4 separate regions of the Homo sapiens genome follow, and regions 2, 3 and 4 are each linked to region 1. The links are chromatin contacts, found by Hi-C or POLR2A ChIA-PET in ENCODE. All regions are on one chromosome and are shown on one strand. The core of a region is the stretch at or near the end of the contact, and the rest is flanking DNA. Distances in the headings are between cores, read along the strand shown.

Evidence for each region. A loop is a pair of places that touch in the nucleus more often than their neighbours do. ChIA-PET counts read pairs that join two places held with the same protein, here RNA polymerase II (POLR2A). Pooled maps may share reads with other maps.
Region 2: a loop to region 1 is called in a map of B cell, with 6 times the contacts of the local background. The contact joins the enhancer-like site here to the promoter of SCARB1 in region 1. A Hi-C loop is called at or near these places in 1 of 168 maps with a recorded cell type or tissue (B cell) and 6 of 50 pooled maps. POLR2A ChIA-PET finds 5 or more read pairs at or near these places in 1 of 52 experiments (naive thymus-derived CD4-positive, alpha-beta T cell).
Region 3: a pooled map shows a loop between it and region 1 (16-fold over the local background). The contact joins the enhancer-like site here to the promoter of SCARB1 in region 1. A Hi-C loop is called at or near these places in 5 of 37 single-sample maps with no recorded cell type and 9 of 50 pooled maps. POLR2A ChIA-PET finds 5 or more read pairs at or near these places in 1 of 52 experiments (activated B cell).
Region 4: a loop to region 1 is called in a pooled map, with 3 times the contacts of the local background. The contact joins the enhancer-like site here to the promoter of SCARB1 in region 1. A Hi-C loop is called at or near these places in 1 of 37 single-sample maps with no recorded cell type and 2 of 50 pooled maps. POLR2A ChIA-PET finds 5 or more read pairs at or near these places in 2 of 52 experiments (GM12878 and activated CD4-positive, alpha-beta T cell).

Annotation. Positions count from the first base shown.
Region 1 is chr12:124,859,679-124,865,113 of GRCh38, reverse strand. It overlaps SCARB1 (scavenger receptor class B member 1), which reads left to right and starts at 1,250. Exons shown (of 13, transcript NM_005505.5): 1 at 1,250-1,519. The coding sequence starts at 1,394. It overlaps LOC105370050 (a long non-coding RNA gene), which reads right to left and starts at 1,052. Exons shown (of 3, transcript XR_945488.3): 1 at 1-1,052. RefSeq lists enhancers at 603-802, 2,896-3,422 and silencers at 1,033-1,712, 2,943-3,072.
Region 2 is chr12:124,387,359-124,392,793 of GRCh38, reverse strand. All of the region lies in intron 18 of NCOR2 (nuclear receptor corepressor 2), which reads left to right. Among named protein-coding and RNA genes, the nearest start is that of MIR6880, 53 kb to the right of the region's middle. RefSeq lists enhancers at 152-841, 1,809-1,988 and a silencer at 3,438-3,507. Within about 2 kb of position 3,378, at least 37 of the 41 ENCODE cell types and tissues checked have a DNase peak (open chromatin) inside an H3K27ac peak, as active enhancers do; they include B cell, where a contact is called at or near this core.
Region 3 is chr12:124,451,061-124,456,495 of GRCh38, reverse strand. All of the region lies in intron 8 of NCOR2 (nuclear receptor corepressor 2), which reads left to right. Among named protein-coding and RNA genes, the nearest start is that of NCOR2, 110 kb to the left of the region's middle. RefSeq lists enhancers at 3,237-3,296, 2,696-3,534. Within about 2 kb of position 2,940, at least 35 of the 41 ENCODE cell types and tissues checked have a DNase peak (open chromatin) inside an H3K27ac peak, as active enhancers do.
Region 4 is chr12:124,477,313-124,482,747 of GRCh38, reverse strand. All of the region lies in intron 5 of NCOR2 (nuclear receptor corepressor 2), which reads left to right. Among named protein-coding and RNA genes, the nearest start is that of NCOR2, 88 kb to the left of the region's middle. RefSeq lists enhancers at 489-578, 589-778, 1,860-2,367, 2,368-2,877, 3,387-3,896. Within about 2 kb of position 2,192, at least 16 of the 41 ENCODE cell types and tissues checked have a DNase peak (open chromatin) inside an H3K27ac peak, as active enhancers do; they include GM12878, where a contact is called at or near this core.

The sequences.
Region 1 (5,435 bases), core at 1-2,500:
CTTTTTCTTTTTCTTTTCTTTTTTTTTTTTTTTGAGATGGAGTTTCGCTCTTGTTGCCCAGGCTGGAGTGCAATGGCGCTATCTCGGCTCGCCACAACCTCCGCCTCCCGGGTTCAAGCGATTCTCCTGCCTCAGCCTCCCGAGTAGCTGAGATTACAGGCATGCGCCACTACGCCTGGCTAATTTTGTATTGTTAGTAGAGACGGGGTTTCGCCATGTTGGTCAGGCTGGTCTCCAACTCCCGACCTCAGGTGATCCATGAAGTCCACCCGCCTCGGCCTCCCAAAGTGCTGGGATTACAGGCGTGAGCCACCTCCCAGTTTTCTTATTGTAAAATGGAGCCATTGTGTGCAAAGCACTCAGGACAGGGGCCAGCACCTAGAAGGCTCCTCAGTCATTCATTCTAGAATATTTACTGTGAGCAGGCATTCCCTGCCAGGCCACGTTCTAGAGCTCAGGACGCGTGGGGGGGGGGGCCCGCCTCACGGGTTGGCATCCCAGTTGGAGCACATGGTCAGAATGCAAGGACGCAAATGAACGTGAACCTGCCAGGGGGTGCTCAGTCATAGGGTGATGGTGGCACCAGCGTTACGAAGGATAGGGCCAGGCGGATACCTGGGAGAACAGAATTGCCTGTGCAGGGTGTATGGAGGCCCTGGGGCTGGAGCCTGCGGGGCTTCTTCCAGGGACAGTGAGGCTGGAGATGGACTGCGGAGATGAGGGTCTAGAAGGTGGTGGCGGGGCATGTGGACCGTTGTAAGGGCTCTGGGGTTCCTGGGTGGGCTGGCGAAGTCCTACTCACAGTGACCAACCATGATGATGGTCCCGATAGAGGAGGAGAGGGAGGAGGAGGGAAAAGGAAGGGTGAGGGGCTCAGAGGGGAGAGCTGGGAGGAGGGGAGACATAGGTGGGGGAAGGGGTAGGAGAAAGGGGAAGGGAGCAAGAGGGTGAGGGGCACCAGGCCCCATAGACGTTTTGGCTCAGCGGCCACGAGGCCTCCTCAGCTCCCGCCCCAAAACGGAAGCGAGGCCGTGGGGGCAGCGGCAGCATGGCGGGGCTTGTCTTGGCGGCCATGGCCCCGCCCCCTGCCCGTCCGATCAGCGCCCCGCCCCGTCCCCGCCCCGACCCCGCCCCGGGCCCGCTCAGGCCCCGCCCCTGCCGCCGGAATCCTGAAGCCCAAGGCTGCCCGGGGGCGGTCCGGCGGCGCCGGCGATGGGGCATAAAACCACTGGCCACCTGCCGGGCTGCTCCTGCGTGCGCTGCCGTCCCGGATCCACCGTGCCTCTGCGGCCTGCGTGCCCGGAGTCCCCGCCTGTGTCGTCTCTGTCGCCGTCCCCGTCTCCTGCCAGGCGCGGAGCCCTGCGAGCCGCGGGTGGGCCCCAGGCGCGCAGACATGGGCTGCTCCGCCAAAGCGCGCTGGGCTGCCGGGGCGCTGGGCGTCGCGGGGCTACTGTGCGCTGTGCTGGGCGCTGTCATGATCGTGATGGTGCCGTCGCTCATCAAGCAGCAGGTCCTTAAGGTGGGTGAGGGAGACCCCAGGGGGTCCGCGCACGGACCCGGGCTGTTGGGCGCTGGGCGCCGGGAGGACCCGCGCGTTGCGGTGGGTGGGCGACCGCAGCGGAATCGGCGCCCGGGCCTGGCGCCGCAGAGCACGAGGGAGGCCAGGCGCTTCGGGAGGGGCTGCTGCCCGCCTCCCCACCACCCTCACCGCCCCAGACTGAGGCTAGGGGGGAACCCAGGGGCTTTGCTGGAGGCGCAGGCCAGGGTTGGGGAGGCCTGGACGGGAGACCACCCGGGCGCCTGACCCGCCCTAAAGGGTCTGGGCGCCCACGACGGATCAGGAGTGTGGACAGGTTGCTTCCGTGGTGCCGCCCGAAGGAGCCCAAGAGTGTGTGAACGTCTGCTTTCACAGCAGCCGGTAGCAGGGTCCGGTAAAATTAGAGCTGCACTTTGCTTGTATCCTGTGAGCCCAGGAGGACAGGAACCTTCTGTGAGACCCACGTGGGTGCCCAGCTCACATGGTAGGTGCTCAGCTGAGCATCCTCCACTGCCCAGAATCTCCCCATAGGAACCCTCTCCCAGAGGCAGAATGCGCGACTCTGTTCTCCCTGCTCACTGCCTCCATGATTCAGTCTGGAAACTATAAGCCGCTTTTCTCCCCAGATTCATGCAGAGGCAGGCAGCAGCCCAAGGTCCTCTGAGTGCACGCAGCCTTAGGTCTTTCCTCTGATCCTAACTTTGCATACCATTGCCCTTTCAACCAGGGAGACAGATTAGGCGGTCAGCTGGTCTGCAGACGGACAGACTCTGCCCTGGGTGCCTGGGTGGCCTGTTTGAATGAGCCTGGAGTTAGGGAAGGGCTGGGAGATTGCAGAGTATCACATTTGAACTAAAAGCCATTTAGAGTTTTGAAGCCCTGGGAACCCACACATGCAGTGGCGGGGAGGGGAAACTGGGGCTCACTCTTATCAAAGTTCTAGCCAGATGCAGAGCTGGGGTGAAGATGTGGACATTGTCACTCTAATGGACGTCTTTTCCCCTTGGCCTGCCTCTTTGGACTGGGTTTCTTAAGAATGGTTCCTTGTCCACATTTCATGTCTGTTCCCTCATTCACAGAGCGAATGAATGAGTGAATGAATGAAGGATCTGCTTAGATCTGGCTGCCACACTTCTTGGGACCCAGCTAGCTGGCCTTAAAGATGGAGCAACATATGGTCTCTCTCAAGGTCTCTGGGTGAGCAGTTGTCTAGGGCATCTTAGCCACGTTGTGTCTATTTTTGATTTTTCAAATCTTGTCCCGCCAAAGCCTGTAATCTGACTGCAAAGAGGTCCCGGTGGATGGTGACACTGTCTCTGGGGATGGCAGGAAAATCAGCAGAATGGCCTCTTCTCCCCCATGACAGCTCAGAGGCTTTCTCTGTTACACTGAGGGAGCTTTATTTTTCTGTGGCCTACTCATACTGAAACGTGTGTGTCAGTGACAGCCTTGTGGCTGCTGCAGTGCCAGGACCCCACTGTGTGTATGCAGGGTCCCTAGAGGGGCTATCACTCAGGCAGTTCAAGCATGTGACCCTGTGCTGTGAGTGAGCACCTGGTCTCTTGCTATGGGAGTGTGGGGACTTATGCCAGGTAAAGAGTCTTGCCAACTCAGTTATTCGGGGGCTTATTTCAAGGTGTTTTCTTTCTCAGGATGTCATCAGGTTAAGTATGTCAGTAGGATGTGTGTGTGTGTGTGTGCACCACACATGCATGCACCACCAAATTTCCCCACTCCTCTCCTGGGCTTCTAAAGAGGAAAACCACATTGTCCTCAATTGTCCTGGAGCTAGGAGCATCTGGCTTAAAGTTGAACAGGAGCCTCCCAGCATCCTTCTGTGGATATCCCAAAGGCGATTGGTTTGGGGCCGAGTGGTGTGAAGGCAGGAAGACACGCCCAGCCCAAGACGGCCACTTCTGGAACCGCCCAGGCTGGAGCAGCGGCCAAGTGCCTTAGCATGGAAGAAGAGAGCCTGTGTTCAGGGGACCAGGCGGGTGAGACACACGCATAAGCAGGGACTGCCCGCTGGTGTTTTCTTTGGCTACATGAGTCTGTGTGCAACTTGAATGGGAGGCCTTGTGCTTTTATTTTTTTTTTTTAATGTGCTTTTTGGTTAACAACAGAAGTCCCTACAGTTGGCCCTCTGTGTCTGCAGGTTCTGCATCCGTGGATTCAATCAACTGCAGATGAAAAGTTTTCAGAAAAAATCCCCCCAAAATAACAATACAACTAAAAAAAGACATAAAAACAATACTGTATAACAACTATTGACATAGCATTTACATCGTATTAGGTATTATAAGTAACCTAGAGATGATTTAAAGAATACGGGAGGATGCGCATAGGTGATATGCAAATACCACAGCATTTTATGTCGGGGACTTGAGCATCTGCAGATCTTGGTATCTATGGGGGTCCTGAAACCAATTCCCCTCTGACATTGAGGGACGACTTTATATAAAATATATGAATACTTGCTCGTAAAAAAAAGTTCAAATGGAGGAAAAGAGAGAAAGTTTCCCCCATTTTATTCCCCTCCTGAGCTATTATCACCATCATTGATGTGGATCTTTCTAGACCCTTTTCTGTGTACCAGGAGCCTGTATGTATACATATTAATATATATTTTACATAACTTGAACTAAGTGTAGGTGAACTTGAACATGTATAATTATCTTGCAATTTGTTTTTCAATTCAAAGATACCAGCTGAAAAATTTTCCATGTCTCAGCAATAAGTCTACCCCGCGTTTTCCTTCATCACTGCTGGTATTCCTTTGAATGGTTATAGACTTGTTTACCTGTTTCTCCATTGACTGATCATTTTCTCTGTCACAAATGACAGCGATATCCCGACACATCCCTCTTCGTGTGGTTCATGAACATTTCCATAGGGTGGATTTCTAGAAGTGGGGCCTTGGGAGCAGGTGTGCTCAGTTTGAGTTTTGATGATTACGGCCAAATTGCCCTTCTGCACAGCTCTGTTGCTGCATCCACCCACAAGGTATGGGACTGTGCTACTTCCCCTATCTCTGCCATCACTGGTAATTACTGATTTATCATTACCATTTTTTGGTAGCCAAGTTCCCGTGTGTCTCTGGTCCTCCAAGGAAGGCCCAGCTGGTGGACATGGGGGAGAGGCCCCTCACTGCAGCTGGGCTGCAAAAAAGGGATGCTCATCTTCCGAGGCTGCTGTCTTCAATGATGAGCTGGGGTGAAGATGTGGATATTGTCACACTAGTTGACATCTTTTTCCCTTTGGCCTGCTTCTTTAGACTGAATTTCTTAAGAATGGCTTCTTGTCCACATTTCATGTCTATGTCCTTTTCACAGAACTTGGATGTGTGCCCCCAGGGATCTGAACCATGTCTTCATTATTCACCGGATCACCTGAGGTCAGGAGTTTGAGACCAGCCTGGCCAACATGGCTAAACCCTGTCTCTACTAAAAAATACAAAAACTAGCTGGACATGGTGGTGCACGCCTGTAATCCCAGCTATTCGGGACGCTGAAGCAGGAGAATAGCTTGAACCTGGAAGGCTGAGGTTGCAGTGAACTGAGATCACGCCACTGCCCTCCAGCCTGCGTAATAGAGTGAGACTCCATCTCAAAAAAAAAAAAAAAAAAATGAAGGAACTTAGAAATATGTCTCAGCATGGGTAGGCCATAAAAACACATTACTAATTGAAAAAAGCTCTGGTGCTATTTATGTTTAAAAAAAACCCACCAAACAATATTCTATATTTTCTTTCCATTTTTATTTTTATTTTCGTAGAGACAAGGTCTCACTATGTTACCCAGGCTGGTCTCGAACTCCTGGCCTTAAGTGATCCTTCTGCCTTGGCCTTCCAAAACACTGGGATGATAGGTGTGAACCACCGCGCCCTGCCATTATTTTC
Region 2 (5,435 bases), core at 2,129-4,628, 470 kb after region 1:
CTTTTATAGATGAAGCGTCTAAGGCATGGGAAGGGGAGGGGTGAGCCCCCAGCCTGGAGCCTGGAGAGCAGGACCTCCTCCACTACATGTCCACTGGGAAAGCCTTGGGCTGTGCCCACCATGGGCCCCCCAAAAGAGGAGCGCCTGTGTGCTCTGCCGCACAAAGCTGCCAGAGCTTACAGTGGGGTGGGCGGGCCGGTAGGCAGTGCTGCTGCTCCTGGGTTTGGGTCTGCCCGGCTACTTCCTGGTGCAGCTGTCCGTCAGGGCCCAGCAGGAGGCGACACTCGAGCTGTGTGACTCAGGAGGGGTGGTATACCAGGCAGGGACGGTGCGGTGCCTCGGGGCTCGCGTCCAAGGAGACTGTCACCACGTGTGGTCTGGAGAGAGACCACTAGGGAGGGTGCATGTCTGGGGCTGGTTGGCCTCCCGGCCGGATATGTGAGAAACAGTCTGTTGTGATGGTTTGGAGGGAGGAAAAAATTGGGGTTTCTGCAGGAACTTGGGGTACAGCCAGACACAGGGGCAGGGTCTGGACCACACTCTTGCTCCTGTCAGCACCCTTGAAGATGAAATCAGGCATCAACAAGCCCCCCTTCCCTCCTAGGGGAGACCCATGAATCCGCATCCACATGGCTCCTGACTCAGGGAAGGAGCACCTGGCGGTCGATGCGGTAGTAATGATGCCTGTCGTCACGTGGCGTGGCTGGTGCTCACGAACAAGGCAGGCCCTCCACACGCGTGTGTACACACGCACGCATACACACGACTTCTGCTTTGCACAGGAGAAGACCAAGGCCAGAGGGAGAGCCAGTGCTCACCCAGCCCACTGCGGTGGACACAGGGCATGGGGTGGTCTGTCTGACCCCCCAGGCTGGCTTCCAACTTTGCTCTGCTCTGTAGGAAAACGTGACATTGAAAGGTGTAACGTGGCACTTCCGGAAATGGTAGGCGAGACAGCGCCAGGTCGTATGCAGGTGACTTTATTTCATCTTAATGAGTCTGGGTTTTTTTGAGAGCTGGGAGAAGACGTAGCTTTTTCACATCGTACCTATGATTTACGGGTATAATTGCTGATGCGGAGGCTAAGGCAGATAGCGAGGCTGATTTTTGAAAGAGTAGATGGAGAGAAAAGAGTGGGGAGGTGCAAGTCCAGGTGTGATGTTATCCAGCCAACATCCTGATAGGATTTCAGGATGGCAGGAGTTCGGGAAGTCCTGACAAGACACGCAGGAGTGCCCGGCCTGTCAAGGGTGTCAATGCGGAGGCACCGTCCCTGTGGAACCCCCCCCCCGCCAGGGCTTGGGGTTTCTGAAATGAGGAAGTGGCATGACTCAGGCCCAAGACGGCTGGGTTCTTTTCCTCCCAACTTTGATAGGGTTTTAGGCAGAGCATGCTGAGTTTCTCGGGGAAAATGGCAGGTGGGGGGCGGTGGTCGATGCACCCCTCTGGCAGGCAGCCTGTGAGTCTTCATGGAAGGGGTGGGAAACGTCAAGGCTGGAGGTGACTGGCTGGGGTGGGGAGAGCGAGTGTGTTTCCAGGGTTGGGGGCTGACTTCCAGAGAAAACAGCTGCAACATCCCCAGATGCAGGTGGGCGGTGGTGTGGTCCCCTCGGAGTCCTAGCTGTGGATGCAGGTTTGCAGACCCTTGGAGAAAAGCAGCTTGGAGGCATCTGAGCGGCAGCACAGGCCTCCCTGAGGGCCAGAGCACCTGAGCCGAGGAGGCTGAGTCCTGGCCCCCACAAGAACAGCTCGTCATGGGCCCGCGGATGGCATGTGGGACGCTGCCCCATGGGTGCCCAGAGGAGGATTAGCCCAGCGGGGCCCCAAGCACCCACTCCCGTGGCCGCCGGGCCCCTGCGCCTGGCTCTCCACTCGGCGTCTGTGACTCAGACCTCCTGGCTGGACTTCCTGTCTTGGTCAATTTCACTTCCTAGTTCCTGCCTCCTGACTCTTCAGAACGAAACTCCTTCCTTAGAAATTAGAAGTGGGGTCGGGGAATCCAGACCACAGGGCATGGTGGCAGAATCTGCCATCTCCGCCCTGGCACAGAGTGTTGGGGGCGTGTGCCTGGATGTCAAGGGGGATACCCCAGCCTCTTTTGGGAGGGTTCGGGGCCCCCTGCAGAGCTAAACGCACAGCCCCCTCTTCCTTTGCAAGCTCCTTACCAGGGACCCAGACGGGTGGCAGAGATGCCCAGGGTGCTCAGCAGGCCCCGGACACCTGCCGATGAGCAGTGGGACGAGGGAGCTAATTTCAGAGGCGGTGAAAGCTATGAAGATGATCAAACCCTGGGATGGCAGGGCGACGGGGGGGGGTCACTTTGGAGGGGCGGGCAAGGAAGGCTTCTCTGAGGAGCCATCACTTGAGCCAAGACCAGAGGGAAGACAAGGCACATCTGTGAGAAAACCCGTGGAGGCAGCAGGAGCAGCTGGTGCAAAGGCCCTGGGGCACACACGAGTGACCCAGAGAGAGGCTGGGCGGGTTCATGGAGCTGGCTCCTAAGGGTCACCTGGGCCGTGCTAGGGCCTTTGGATTTTATTCCAAGAGCTTCATGTGGTCACTGGAAGATTTTAAGCAGAGGAGTGATTTCACGGGGTTGGCATCCTTAAAAGTGCACTGAGACCTCCCCTGCAGAGGGCAGAGGGCAGGACTCAGGTGGAGAGGCCCAGATCCCTGATGTGGTTGAGGTTTGTTGCCCTCCCCTGGCATCGTGCCCCAGGACGAGGGCTGGGGGTGCAGGGACATTCCAGAGACGCCTTCTGCTCCCCAGATTTTTAGGGGGCAGGATGGAAGGGCTGGGAGTTAAAGGGAAAAGCAGGTTAATGATCCCAGAGTCAGGGAAGTCGGTCGTGACCTGAATCTAGGATCCAAAGTTCAGCTCAGTTAACTTTCAACCTTCTGGGTGGCTCCCCGGCATTTCCCACAGTGTTCCTTCACGGCTGCAGGGGCTCTCGGAGGAGGACGAAAGGGGCAGCTGTGGTCCCGAGACCCCCCCAGCAGCAGAGGGCTCTTTGGGGACCCCAAATCCCCAAACCCTTCCCCCTCCCCTAAATGGTTGGCGGTCTCATGTGCACCCTGCAAAGGCTCCTCAAATCCCGGGATCCCTCCGGAATGCGAGGCTAGCCCTGCCCACCCACAGTCCCCGACAGAGGGCTCGGTCAGCCTCGGCAGCATCAGGCCAGGCAGGGGGCAGAGCTCAGGTGGAACTGACACGGAGGGTGGGGGGACGGGCGGCGGGGGATGATGGCGGAAGAAGCTGTTTGCTCCCTGTCTGCCGGGGGTGGAGAAGCTCTGTTTTTCTGGAACCCTCATCTGTTCTTACCACTGCTGACGCCGCCACCGCCGCGGATGGGGAGAGAGGGAGGGGGAGCCAGTGCCAAGTTGGCCCGCCCCTTGTGAACCTGGGCCTCTGCCACGCTCCCCCGCCCGCCTGCCCGCCCGCCGCGAGCCTCCGTCTGGAGGTCACATTCAGTCCTGCCGCGTCTCGCTGGGTCAGGCAGCAAGAAGATCAGAGCTGAGCCCGGCTGCGGGGGACACGGCTGCCCTGCTGGGCCTGGGTCCTTGGATTTTGCCCGGCCCGGGGGTCTGTGGGCTCTGGCCGGCATTGCTCGCTGAGCGTCCGCACTGGGCACATTGGTGCTGGAGGAGCTCGGCACGCTGCGCCCCGGTGATACCTGGCCCAGGGGCATCCCACACGCACCACTGACAACTTCCCGCCACCCACCACCCTCGGGGAAGGGCACCTCGCGCGCCCACAGCGGCTTGGGGACGGCGTCAGAGGTGGCAGCGGCCGCTGGAGGAGCCCCGGGCCACCACAGGCAGGCGGACTTGTGAGGAGCTGCCTCCCGCCCGCCCCTCTCGAGCCAGCCTCCGCCCGCCGCGTCCCTCCCTCCCTCGCTCCCTCCCTCCCTCCCTCCCTCCCTCCCTCACCGTGGGACGGAGAAGGATGTGAGGCTGAGCTGAGCCGCCAGCAGACGCCAACCAGCAGCCTCGCAGAGCCGACCGCGGCCGCCCAGCCTGCCGGCCCACTTCGGCCCGCTCCCTGGGGCATCTTCCCAGCCCTATGTTTCCGGAAAACTTGGCCGAGGGGGAGACGCGAATGAGAGGATGTGAGTGAGTGGTCCTGGGGAGGGGATGGGGGACTGCGGGTGCAGGGACAGGGACCGCAACGTGGCCATCTGGGATTTGAGGCTGGGCAGCTGGGGAGTCGGAGTTCTGGGCCCCTGGAGTGGATGGGGGTCCCAGCCCATCCTTTCCCCCATGCCCTCTCCTCTCTCTCCCTGCTGGGCTGAAGCTCTCCTGGAAGCAGGGGTGGGACCTGGATCTGTGCCTGGGAAGGTCTGTGATGCTGTGTGCACAGGGGGTCTCTCCAAGTGGACGGGGGCTTCAAGCTGGGTCTGGCGGGGTGGTCTCCAAGGCACGGTAGGGTAGAAAGTCTTTCTCTCCGTGCCTGGCAGCCTCTGCCTGGGCTTCCCAGAACAGGAACCAGAGGAAGCCAGTGCCAGCCTGCCCCTACCCCGCAGCCCTGGCCGGCACTAATGGGACACCCACTCTGGCTCCTCACACGGCAGTTAAGGAAACTGAGGCCGGAGAGCAGAAGGGCTGGCCAAGACTGCTAGCGAGCTCTGGCCAGGCGCCTGGATGACTCTGCCCAGCTCCTTTGGGAGCCGTATGTTTTCAGGAAGGGCTGGGTGACCCCCACCCCCACCTCCATCCCCTCTCCTCTGCCCTCAACCCACTCCCACTGCCCCCATGATCGGAGTTAATTAGGGTCCCCAGCCCCCAGCCAGGCTCCTAGCTACCTCCTTATTTATTGACTGAGTTTGGAAATGTCAACCTCCCCAGTGTTGTTGGGCCACCCTCACCCCACCCCCTGAGCTCTCCATGCCCACCCCACCCAGCAGGCCCAGATGGGAGACCCGCCCCCTCTCGCCCTCTCCCACCCGGGTGCCGGGTCTGTGATCCCTCTGGCCCGGTGTGTTTGCCTGGGCTCTCTTGGCCCCGGCTGGGGAAATATAAATAAACGCGCGGCCCTGTCCGCCAGGTTCTGGAAGTGGCAGCTGCTGCTGGCGCGGGCGGAGGGAAAGGTCAGGGGCCGGGTGCCACTTGATCCCACGCCCCGGCCCTCCCCTTCTGCGCCTGTCCTTGAGGAACCCTGAGGAGCGGGCTGTGAGGCCACGTGGCTCCCAGGGCCACGGCAGGCGAACAGGTGGCCTGTCAGTCAGTGCCACCCCCACGCCACGGGGGCCAGAGGACCCGGAGGGCAGGAAGTCTGGGGCCCCACGCCCGCGTTGCCCCCCTTGGCTGGTCCTCTAAGCTTGGGTGAGTTGGCGGGACCCTCTGAACCGAGATTTCCCCCTCCTGGGGATGGGAAAATGGTCACAGCCATGACAGCAAGGATGAGACGGAACCAAGTCTTTGAAGGGCTTTGCAAA
Region 3 (5,435 bases), core at 1,691-4,190, 410 kb after region 1:
GATGGCTGTCACTAGTGTCCTTTTGCTGCGGAAAGATGCCATGTCAGCAGCAGAGCTGGAAAGCAGGCCCCAGGCCTCCTGGAGTCCCTGGGCTGAGGATGGGTGGATGCAGAAGCCCTAGCCCCCAGAGAATGGGCCGCAGCCCCTGCCTGCCCCACAGCCATCTGTGCCCACTGAGCTGGTCAGCATGGATGGCCGTGGTGGGCACTGAAGGTATATGCTACCCACATGTGTGCCGGATGAGGGAGAGTCTCTGTGTGCATGGTGGGCTAGGGTGTGCGTGTGAGTGCGCCCAGGGTGCAGATAAAGGCTTATGCCTTCGCCATGTGTAGTGGCTCATACCTGTAATCCCAGTGCTATGGGAGGCCAAGGCAGGAGGATTGCATGAAGCCAGGAATTTGAGATCAGCCTGGGCAAGATAGCAAGACCTTGTCTCTGCAAAAAATTAAAAAATTCACCAGGTGTGGTGATGCACGCCTTTCGTCCCAGCTACTTGGGAGGCTGAGGCAGGAGGATCGCTTGAGCCCTGGAGTTCAAGGCTGCGGTGAGCTATGATCACACCACTGCACTCCAGCCTGGGCAGTAGAGTGAGACCCTGCCTCATAAAAAAACGAAACAGAAGTCTGACACCTTCAGAGCCTCAATCTAAACTCAGCTCCACTGCATGTTTGCCAAGTGGCCTTAGGAAAGGGGCTGACCTCCCAGTACCACAGTGCTCTCTCATCTGGGACAGGCGGAGGCTCTAGGGCCTCCTTCCAGGGTCTTCCCAGGGTTAAAGGCAGTGCTGCCTGTTAAAGGCTCACCTAGTGCAGCTCCTGGTCCCTACGAAGCGCTCAGTAGTTGTGAACAATTTGGTGATGAGCTGCTCCCCCTGAAGTTTCTGCAGGCTGCTCAGTTTTGCAGTGAGAGCTCCCCAAAGCCCGGGGTCCGTCTTTTGAGGCCACTCAGGAACTACAAGCCCCGGGCTCCCAGGCCCACTCAGAAGGCAGAAGCAGGGAGGAGATGGCAAGGGCTCCTCCAGCTCAGAAGCAGGGCCCAGCTGCCCACCTGGCTGGACTCAGGAACCTCGCTGGGCTCCCCCACCCCTTCAGGGCTCTGCCCCCTCCAGGCACATCCTCGGGCCTGGGCGATCTGGGTGGTGAGCTCTGGCCTAGGGTCGTGCTTCTCTCAGTGGAAGTGATATCTGGGGAAGTTTTCAGCAGCAGCAGCTGCTGCTTGCTTGTTTTTTTGTTTTGTAAACAGCTTTATTGAGGTACAATTCACACGCATGCCATTCACTCAAAGTGTCCAGTTCAGTGGGTTTTAGTGTATTCACAGATGTGTGCAACTGTCACCACGGTCAATTTTAGAACATTCCATCATCTCAAAAAGAAACCCTTCTGTCTCTATGGATTTGCCTATTCTGGACATTTCCTATAAATGGAATCTTGCAATATGTGGTCCTTTGTGTCTGGTTTCTCTCACTCAGCATCATGTTTTCGAGGTTCATCCGTGTCGAGCGTGGGTCGGTCCTTCGTTCCTTTTTGTGGCTGAATCATATTTCACTGTAGGGGTAGGTCACGTGTTGTTTACCCACTCATCAGTCGGTGGACGTGAGATTGTTTGCATATTTGGGGTATTGTGAATAAAGTTGCTGTGAACATTAGTGTGCCGTTTCCATGTGAACGTACGTCTTCATTTCTCCTGGGTGTGTACCTAGGCGTGGAATTGCTAGATCCTCTGTTAACCCTGTTTAGCCCCTTGAGGAACTGCCCAACTGTTTTCCAAAGTGGCCGAAAAGTGGCCGTACCATTTTACATCTCCACCAGTAAGCTGCCTCTTGCCTCGGTTTCTCCTTTTCTGCCAAATAGGGATGGCAGGGTTGGATGAAGTTCCCAAGCATTTCCAGATTTCCGGGTCCTCCCGCTCCCGTTTCCTGATTGGTCCCCGGGGGCCTCCTGGGGGAAAGGGCCTGTGTCTTAGGGCCCGAGGAACACAGGCGAGGAAGCCCCTGTCCGTGGGAGTCTGTGGGCAGATGGGGGTGGGCAGCTGCTGGTGTCAGAAGCTTTGGAACCAGGGACCCCACAGTGAGTCTTCTCTGGTTCTTTGGAGACAAGGGGACGGGGTTGTCTTCCACTTGGGGATCTCAGAGCAGAGGCTTCCACAAGGCTGATGGCACAGGAGGCTAAGATCTAGTGTTTGGACTCTTGAAGGCCCCTGGCTTGGTGCCAGTCAGTGGGGACAGGGAGGACGCCTCACAGAGCTGTTGCCGTCCCATTTTCTGGATGAGGCTCAGTGAGAGGAGTGCCTTGTGCCGGGCCACACAGCAAGAGATGAGGCGTGGAGGTGTGCTGAGCCCCTGGGAGAGCGGCCGGCCAGTTCTGCACAGATCTGCCAGGCCCGAGTGGCCACAGGCATCCTCCAAGCAGAGGCAGCTGCATGGTGCACCCTCTGCAGGGTCCTGTCTACCAACTGGGTGCCAGAAGCCCGGGCCAGGGACGGCCTGAGGTGCTGTGGGTCACAGAGTCCAGTTCCCAGGGTGTCTTCCATCAGAAGCTGCAGTTCCAACGCCCCTCCCCTCGGCAGGGACGGATCCCTGTGGCCTTCCTGGAGGAATTTGCATTGGAAAGGATGAAAATAGCACCAGAGGTGCTAACCAGGGGTCGGGGGCACTGAGATGGTGGGGCACGGCCCCTCCAGCCCAGCTGTGGGGACTGGACCAGGCTGGGAGCGGGCGCAGTGGTGGAGGGCGTGCCCAGCAGCCCCGACCTCTCTGCCGCTTTGAGTCATTGCTTCCTTCCTGTTCCAAGGCGTTATTTTAAGAAGCTGGTGTCACCAGCGGGTTGAGGGCTGGGGCTGTCACTTCATTTATTGCCAGCTCAGGCCGCCTGGGACTCTGGCTCTTCCTGGTGGCCCTGCTGGCTGGCTCAAAGCCCGAGGGGGGCCGCCTCCTCCCTGGCCCCTGCTGGCTTTCTTAGTCACCACCATGCCTCATCTCTGCCTGCGCCCTGCGTCTGGCACCTGCTCCCCTTTGCCCTCTTTCTGCCCTCTGAGTGGCTGTGCCTCTGATTTTAGAGGAGACGGAGGCTGAGCAAGAGAGAGCTGGACCTTGGGGCCTCCTGGGTGCCGCCCCTACCACCCCAGGCTCCACACGCATCTAGGCCTCGATTCCCTCACTGGCGTGAGTCCCCCCAGGGGTCATTTCTCCCGGGAGGATAAGGCCTGGGGGTGAGGGACAGGGGCCAGCCATGCCCCCCAGCCTGTGTGGCTGTGGAGGTGCCTCATGGCCCCATGTGGGGACCCCGGCTAGCCTGGGCTGGGAGCCGCCAGGCCTTTGTGCAGCCCTCTCTGCAGAGGATGAGGGGGATGTTGGGGAGTCCCCTCGGGCCCTGCGTCCCCTCAGCAATGCACCTGCCAGGACATGTCACTGTCCCTCCCTCCCCCCACTCCCTTCTGGGCTTTCCAAGATGGCTGTCCTCAGCCTGTTGCCATGGCGGTGCACGGCATTCCAGGCAGCTCTGGGCCCAGAGCCTCCCCTGGGCTCCTGGGGTTCAGGGGCCTCGGGGAGTGGCTGGTGAGTGCCTCCCAGGGGGGCAGTTCCTGTTTAGAGGCCGCAGCACCCCACAGTATCCTCAGTCCTTCGGGGCCTTCGCCTTGTGGGCCCCTCACCGATGGCCGCCTTGAGAAGCAGGGGCTGTGTCCCTATCTACAGGGCAGGGGAGGAGGCCACCAAGTGGAAGTGGCCTTCCTCCCCTGTGGCTTTGGTGGGTTGGAGGCTGACCGGGCTCTTGCTGCCCCCGGGAGCCGGTCCTGCATTTCTGCACCCGCCCTGTGCCGCAGAAGCACTGTCCCCTCTGCCCACCTCGCCCTCCCAGGGCTGCGTGCTGTGGGCTTCCAGCCCCTTTCTGGCCCCCTTCGGCTGTTTGCTATCTTTAAAACCAAAACAAGACAAACACCAAATTTCACCAAGTCTGAAATTTTCTGGGCTATCCAAAATTTCCGTGAAGTAGGTCCTCTTTGACCTACACCCATATTCCAGATGAGGAAACCGAGGCTGGAGTGTTGAGGGCACTTGTCCAAGCTCACAGCTAGTGAGGGAGGAGGCACCATTTAAATTGGGGCCTATCTGTTTCCAAAACCCGAACCTTTAAGTGATGTCCGCTTGCACCTGGCCTGCATTTGATTGGCATGTGGGGAACATAAAGGAGCCAGTGTGGTTGCCCGGGTTACAGCATGGGCATCTTCACAGGGCCCCTTGCCATTCCTGAGACGAGGATTCGCACCCTCTGCAGGGATGCTGCACTGCACCCCTTCCCTCCACTGGGAAGTTCTGCAGTGAGTCTGACCGTGGGCTCTCTTGTTCCTCTGCCCACTTCTCCCTCTTGTTCAAACTTCCAGGGTCAGGGTGGGGAAACTGCCCTCTGTTCAGGGCTGAGAACCTTGGGAGGGGAGCCTGACCCGGCACGGGGAGAAATGGCCCATGGCAGCTGCAGGATGACATCTCTGTCCCCAGGAGAGTAGCTGAGCAGGAGCCTGGAATTGCCCGAGCCCAGTGGTGAATTCTCTAGGAGGGGATCTGGGGCTACAGGGGGAAAGGCGACATTGTCACCAGCCGAGACTGTCTGTGAGGCTCTGTAGAGCTGCAGAGGCCCTTCCCTGGGGATGGGTGGGCGGGGGTCTGGGTGGCCCACTCTGCCGGCGTCATCAGGAGGTGTGTTCAGCTCTATCCCCAGGGAAGAGACTTGTGTGTCCCTTCTGTCGCTGCAGCCCTGCCCTGAGGCTGCAGGACTCCACGTCTCCATCCTTCCCTGTTCCATCTGATCACTCACACTCTGTACCTGATCTTCCCACCATAGTCACCCATGGCCACCCTGGGAGGCTCCTGCTGTGTGCATGGGTGTGTGAGAGGGAGAGGGACAGGAAGAGAGGGAGACAGACAGACAGAAAGACATACACACACACACACAGAGACTCAGGCAGAGAGGGGAGCAGACTCCTTCCTCCAGCGCTGGGGCTGAGAGGCGGGCTGTCATTCAGGCTCATCTCTTACCAGCTGTGGGCAAATGTTGTAACCTCTTAAGGACTCAATTTTTCTTTCTGTACAGTGGGGGATGATTGTATCAGTTACCCGGTATGGTTACATGGCTACTGCTGGGGAACAAAGCAGCCCCACATTTAGAGGCTTGAAGCAGCAACTGTTCACTGTTTCTCACCTGTCTGGAAGGCAGCTGAGCATTTCTGCTGGTGTGGGCTCAGCTCTTGCACCTCCGTGGCCAGCGAGGGAGTCGGGGGGCCGGCGTTGTAGATCAGCCCAGGCTGGGTTGCACCACGCTGCTCCTTGCCTCTCTGCCCGCTTCCTGCAGGCCAGGCTAGGCTCATTCTCTTGACAGAAACAGCAGAAATGCGAACTCGCATCTTCAAGCCTCTGCTTTTGCTAAGTGTGCAGCAATTCCACT
Region 4 (5,435 bases), core at 943-3,442, 380 kb after region 1:
CCTGGCATTGCAGGTGGGCCCAGGCCTCACCTGGGCACACTCACTTATCCCAGGGCCCTCCGTCCATCTGCCCTCAGGTGACCCAGGTGCGATTTCCACCACCCCCACCTCCACAGCTGTGCTGCCTTTGTGCCTCTCTGATCCCCATTTCTTCCTCACTGATCTGGGACCTTGTGGGCAGGGTGTCACCTGGTCATGTGGGTAGAGGGCTCGGCTGTGGGCCCCATGCGTGGGAACTATTTGGCACCCGTGAGCCGGCATGGGTGGTGGTCTGGCTGCGGGGCCAGGCCACCTGGGCCAGACTCGGCCTTCTCTCGGGGAGAGAGGATACCTGCGTGGAACCTGGGATATCCCTGGGGTGGGCTTGGGCTGGCAGGAGGTGGGGGTGCCGTCCTGGGGCTGGGATGGCTGGGCTTCCCCTCCTGCTCTGAGTGGCTGTGGCCCCGACACCTGCACACCTGCCAGATACCCACAGGGCTGCCTCTGGGGCCAGGGGAGGGAGGGGCTGGGGTGTCTGTGTGGTCGTTGGCTGGCTTGGCCTCCCTGCCACTGGGGCAGTCCCCGCCTCACCAAGTTGTCACAGGAAAGTGGAGGTCAGTTAATGAACTCCTAGCCAACAGACCACATGCGCCTGAGAGCCCACTCAGGAACCTCCCCCGGCGGATGCAGCTGTGTTCTTGTTGGCACTCAGGGACTCCACCCTGGCCACCTCCCTGCTCTCCTGCGTACTTCCAGTCCATCAGCAAATCCTGACACCTCTGCCCTAAAATATCTCAATTCCAGCCTTCTGCCCACACCTGAGGCAACCCCCGGCCTGAGCTCGTCATTGCTCTCCAGTAACTTTGCAGTAGCCTCCTCCTGGGTCTCCCTGCTCCTGCCTCCCTCTACTCCCTTCAGTTTATCTTCCAAGCAGCAGCCAGAGGGCTCTTATAAAGGCAGACGACTGCATCCCCCTGTGTGTTCCCCCCTGTGCTCCAAACCATCCATGGCTCCTGTCTCAAGCAGGAAAAAGCCAAAATCCTTGCCATGGGCTGCAGGTCCGGCGTGATCCAGCCCCGTCACCTCCCTGACCTCATCTCCCTGCAGCAGCCCTCTCAACCGCTCACGTACAGCCTCCCAGGCCACCCTGGAGTTCCTCAAACACGCCAGGCACATTCCCACCTGGGGACCTTTGCACCGGCTGTGCCCTCCGCAGGAGCGCCCTCCCCCAGGCACATTCCTCTTTCCTCGCTCCTTCCAGCCCTGGCTGCCCTCCAGGGCCTGCATGGCAGGGGAGACCTGTGGCTAGCCCTGTGGGGACTCTCGAGGCCACTCATGGCTGAGGCTGCAGCCCCACCACGTCCTCCTGGGGTGTGAGATTCAGCCACAGGGGCCCTGCCGGCCTTGAAGGGGGTCTCTGTGGCCTGGGGCTTGGGCCGCCTGCACTTGGGTCTGGGCTTGGGACTGGTGTCGATGCCAGTTCCTCTCGGGCACTGCCCCCTCGGGTACCCCAGCCAGCATCCCTGCCCCGACGCCCAACCCTTCCAGCACATCCTTCCTGCCCTTCCTCCCCTTCCTTCTCTCCTTCTACACCTTCCTCCCTCCTTCTTCCTCCCTCTCTTTCTTTCCACCCAAACAGCCCCCCTGTCCTGCTCACTCCCCTTCACCCCCTGCTTCCTCAGCTCCTGCCATCTCTCCCTGCTCATCCCCTGGGGCAACCTCCCTACCACAGAGCCACTCCCAGCCACCACCCAGCGCCACCCAGCCCATCTGCCTGCGGCCATCTGTCCTTGCCTTCATTACCTGCCCCTCCCCCTCACCTCCCAGCCGCCCCTCACCCATGGGTTCTGCCTGCCATCATCTCCCACCAGTGGCCTTGCCCCTCCCCCATCCACTCACCTCCCCCATTCCCTTGCTCCCCCACCCCCTACCCCCATCCGCTCCCCCTCCTTCCCCCACTCGCCTGGAGTCCAGGGTCCTGTGAGCCCAGTCAGCCCTTGCAGGAACTCACAACTCACAGCCGGACAAGGGCGCCTGGGGGTGCTTGGCCCGTGGCCATTTCTTGGCTGGAGAACGACACCTCCCACGTGTGTGTCCAGCCTGGGGCCTGCCACGCCTCCAGTGCCCTCCACAGCCCTTTGATTTCACTCCTCTTTGAAACAGAAAGTGGAACCTAGACGGTGGCGGTGGTGAGGATGTGCACAGATTAAGCACCTGTGGTTTGCTGCTGTGGGAGTTTGCTGTGGTTTCAGTAAAGCTCAGGACATACCAGGCTGGAGGCTTGTTCTCTCTCCAGCTTCCACAGAGGATGCCGATGGCAGGGCTGGTGGGGGAATCGCAGGCAGTGTCCCCAGAGGCTTCAGTCCCCCAGGGTCACTCAGCCACCCAGCTGTGTCTGACTGCCCAGGCCAGGGTGGGGCTGTGGCCAGGTGGCATCCTAATCCTTGTTGTAGCCTGGTGCCCGGCCAGCTGTGACACGGGCCCCTCCCTGCACAGCCCTGGGGCACCCTAAGCTCCTTAGCAGCCTCAGGGCAAAGGCCATCCTCCTCCTGCAGCGGGAGTAGGGGTGGGCGGTGGGGACTGGGAGACAGCCCCGGGGAGGGAAGTGGCCACTCAGGCCTACAGGGTCCCCTTTTCTGCCCAGTGCGGCCGGATTGGATTGAATGGTTGACCCCTAGGGTGAGGCACCTCCTTTATCAGGAGGCTGGCACGCAGGAGGCATTCACGCAGTGGTAAGAATGCTGCAGTGATGGCGGGTGCCATTAAGTGAGCGCCGACTGCCTGCCACGTGCCAAGTCATGCCCAGCCAGTGTCATTCCCTGATCTCTTCCCAGCCCAAGGAGGCTGGGTCTGTGACCCCCTTTTGTAGACGGCCCCAGGCTGAGCGAGCTGGACGTGGGGGAACGGGATTCAGGCCCAGGCAGCTGGGAGTGCACCCCATGCCTGCCTCCAGGTTGACCTGCTGCTGTGGGTCTCCCCTCTGGTCTCCCTGGTGGGGTGCCCTCCTCCCTCTGCCTGGCATCCCCCATTAGCACTGGAATCTGCTTTCTCCTCTTTTGTTTTGTTTTGTTGTTACAGAAGGCAGGAGAGAATTTTAGCTCAGCCTCCTGGGAGAGATGTTTCCATTTGAACAACTCCCCTGAAGTGGGGCCTGGATGGATAGCAGGCCAGGGTGTGTGTGTGCATGCGCGCGCGCGTGCGTGTGTGTGCGCGTTTGTGTGTGGGTGCGGGTGTGTGTGTGCGTGTGCGCGCATGTGCGTGTGTATGCGCGCATGTGCCTGTGTGTGTCCCTGCGTGTTTGTGTGTGTGTGTGTATGCGTGTGTGCACACATGTGCCTGTGTGCGTGCATGTACCTGTGTGTGCGTGCGTGTGTCCATGCGTGTTTGTGTGTGTGCGTGAGTGTGCATGTGTTGCACGTGTGTATGTGTGTTTGTGTGCGCACGTGTGTGCATGTGTCCGTGCATGTGCGTGAGTGTGCATGTGTGTATATGCATGTGTGCGTGTGTTTGTGTGTGCGTGTGTGTGCATGTGCACGTGTGTGTGCATGTGTTTGTGCGCAGGCAGCTCAGGGCCCAGCCTTGGAGGGTGACCAACCCCTGAGTGGGCAGTTGTCCCCCAGGTGCGCGTTTTGTCTCTGCGCAGAGAGCAGGCCCGAGGGGTGAGTTGCTGCCTGCCCGCCTCTCCAGCACGTCCGTGCGCTCTGGCCTGTGGGTTCTGGAGGGTCTCCATCCCTTACCGTTGCTCTGTGGGTTCTAGAGGGTCTCCGTCCCTTACCGTTGCTCTGTGGTTCTTTCTGCCTGCCTGGCTTTCCCTCTTCTTGTCAGGAATGCCTCTGCCTGTGGTGCGCCCTCTGGGATCTCTCTTAGTCTCTGTGTCTGTCTCTGTCTGTGTCTCTGCCTCTCCATCTCTTTCTCTTTGTGTCCCTCTATCTCTATCTCTTTCTGTTTGTGTGTGTCTGTCACCACGTCTCTGTCTTTCTGTCTCTGTTTCTGTCTTCATCTATGTCCATTTCTGTTTCTCGATCTGTCTGTCTGTCTTCGTCTCTGTGTCTGTCTCTCTCTCCTCTCTGCTTGGACCACAAGGTGGAGGTGTGATGAGCTTGGTGCTGGGGCCTGACCAGCCTGGCCGCAGTAATTGCTCCAGGCCGTGAAGAGATTTGGAAAGTCTGAGCAAGGGAAGATGCCTGGGAGAGCGAGTTGAGAGGTTTTCTGCATCTGCTGTGTGGAATTCAGCTGGGCGCCTGAGGCAGGAATTTGATGGGATTTTTCTGTGTGTGCCCCCTCTGCCCCACCGTGTTCCTGTTTTCTGATGCTTCTCTGCTCTTCAGCCTCCGGAGTTTTGTGGCATCAGAGACTTCCTTGGGAATTCACCGAACTTTGTTTTGGGGACTTTAGAATTGTCACAAATAGCACTATCTCTGAAAATCCCTAAGGGGGACAGACAGCCCCTATCAAATATAAACATGAATTCTGGCTCACATAACTGAAGTCCAGCATTGGTTAGCTTCAGGTAACAGCTTGATCTAGGTGACACGATGTCCTCAGGACCCTGTCCCTTTTCATCCCTTGGCTCTGCCATCTTTCACAGGGTCTTGGTGTGTTAGCAGGAAGGAAGCCGGTGACTCCAGGCCTTCCTCCAGGTTCAAGGCCAGCAAAAAGAGAGAACTCTTCCTCCTCCTCTCCGCATTTCTAGCCCCAAACTGCTTTTCCTCCTCACCATGAGTGGGCCCATGCCTGTCCTAGAACCTGTCATTGTGGCCGGAGTAGGGGGTGTATTGGGAGTGCGTGAAGCTGGGCCCTGCTTTTTCCTGGAGCTGGCACAGGGGAGCCCAGGGGCTTTTCTGCCTCTCTGTCTTCAGTTTTGCATAATAAACTTTTCTCTTTCACGCTAGCTTGAAGTTTTACACCAGGGGCATCTGATGAGTAAGAGGTACCCACTGCCCCCTGGCAACTTGTGCGGGGTGTATTAGTTTGTTGTTTTGTTCCCTGCAGCTTTGGGTGAGTGGGAAGGTGGACAGTCATCAGGAGTGCACCTGCAGGCCTGACCGCCAGGCTCCCTCAGCCCCCGTCCTGGGAAACCCAGCACCAGGGGAAGCGCTCTTGGCAATCCGGGTTTGCCTCTTCTTTTTCAGTTGAGGGTCGGTTCACAAAAAAGTAACCACATTAAAGTGAAGAGCTCGTTGGCTTGTAGGACATTTACAATGTTGTGCAGCTGTCACCTGTCTAGTTCTAGATCATTCTCATCACCCCAAAAGGAGACCCCCATACTCATTAATCAGTCACTCCCTGTGTTAGTCTGTTCTTACACCGCTAATAAAGACATACCCGAGACAGGGTAATTTATAATAGAAAAAGGTTTAGTTGACTCACAGTTCTGCATGGCTGGAGAGGCCTCAGGAAACTCACAGTCGTGGTGGAAGGGGAAGCAAACACGTCCTTCTTCACATGGCAGCAGC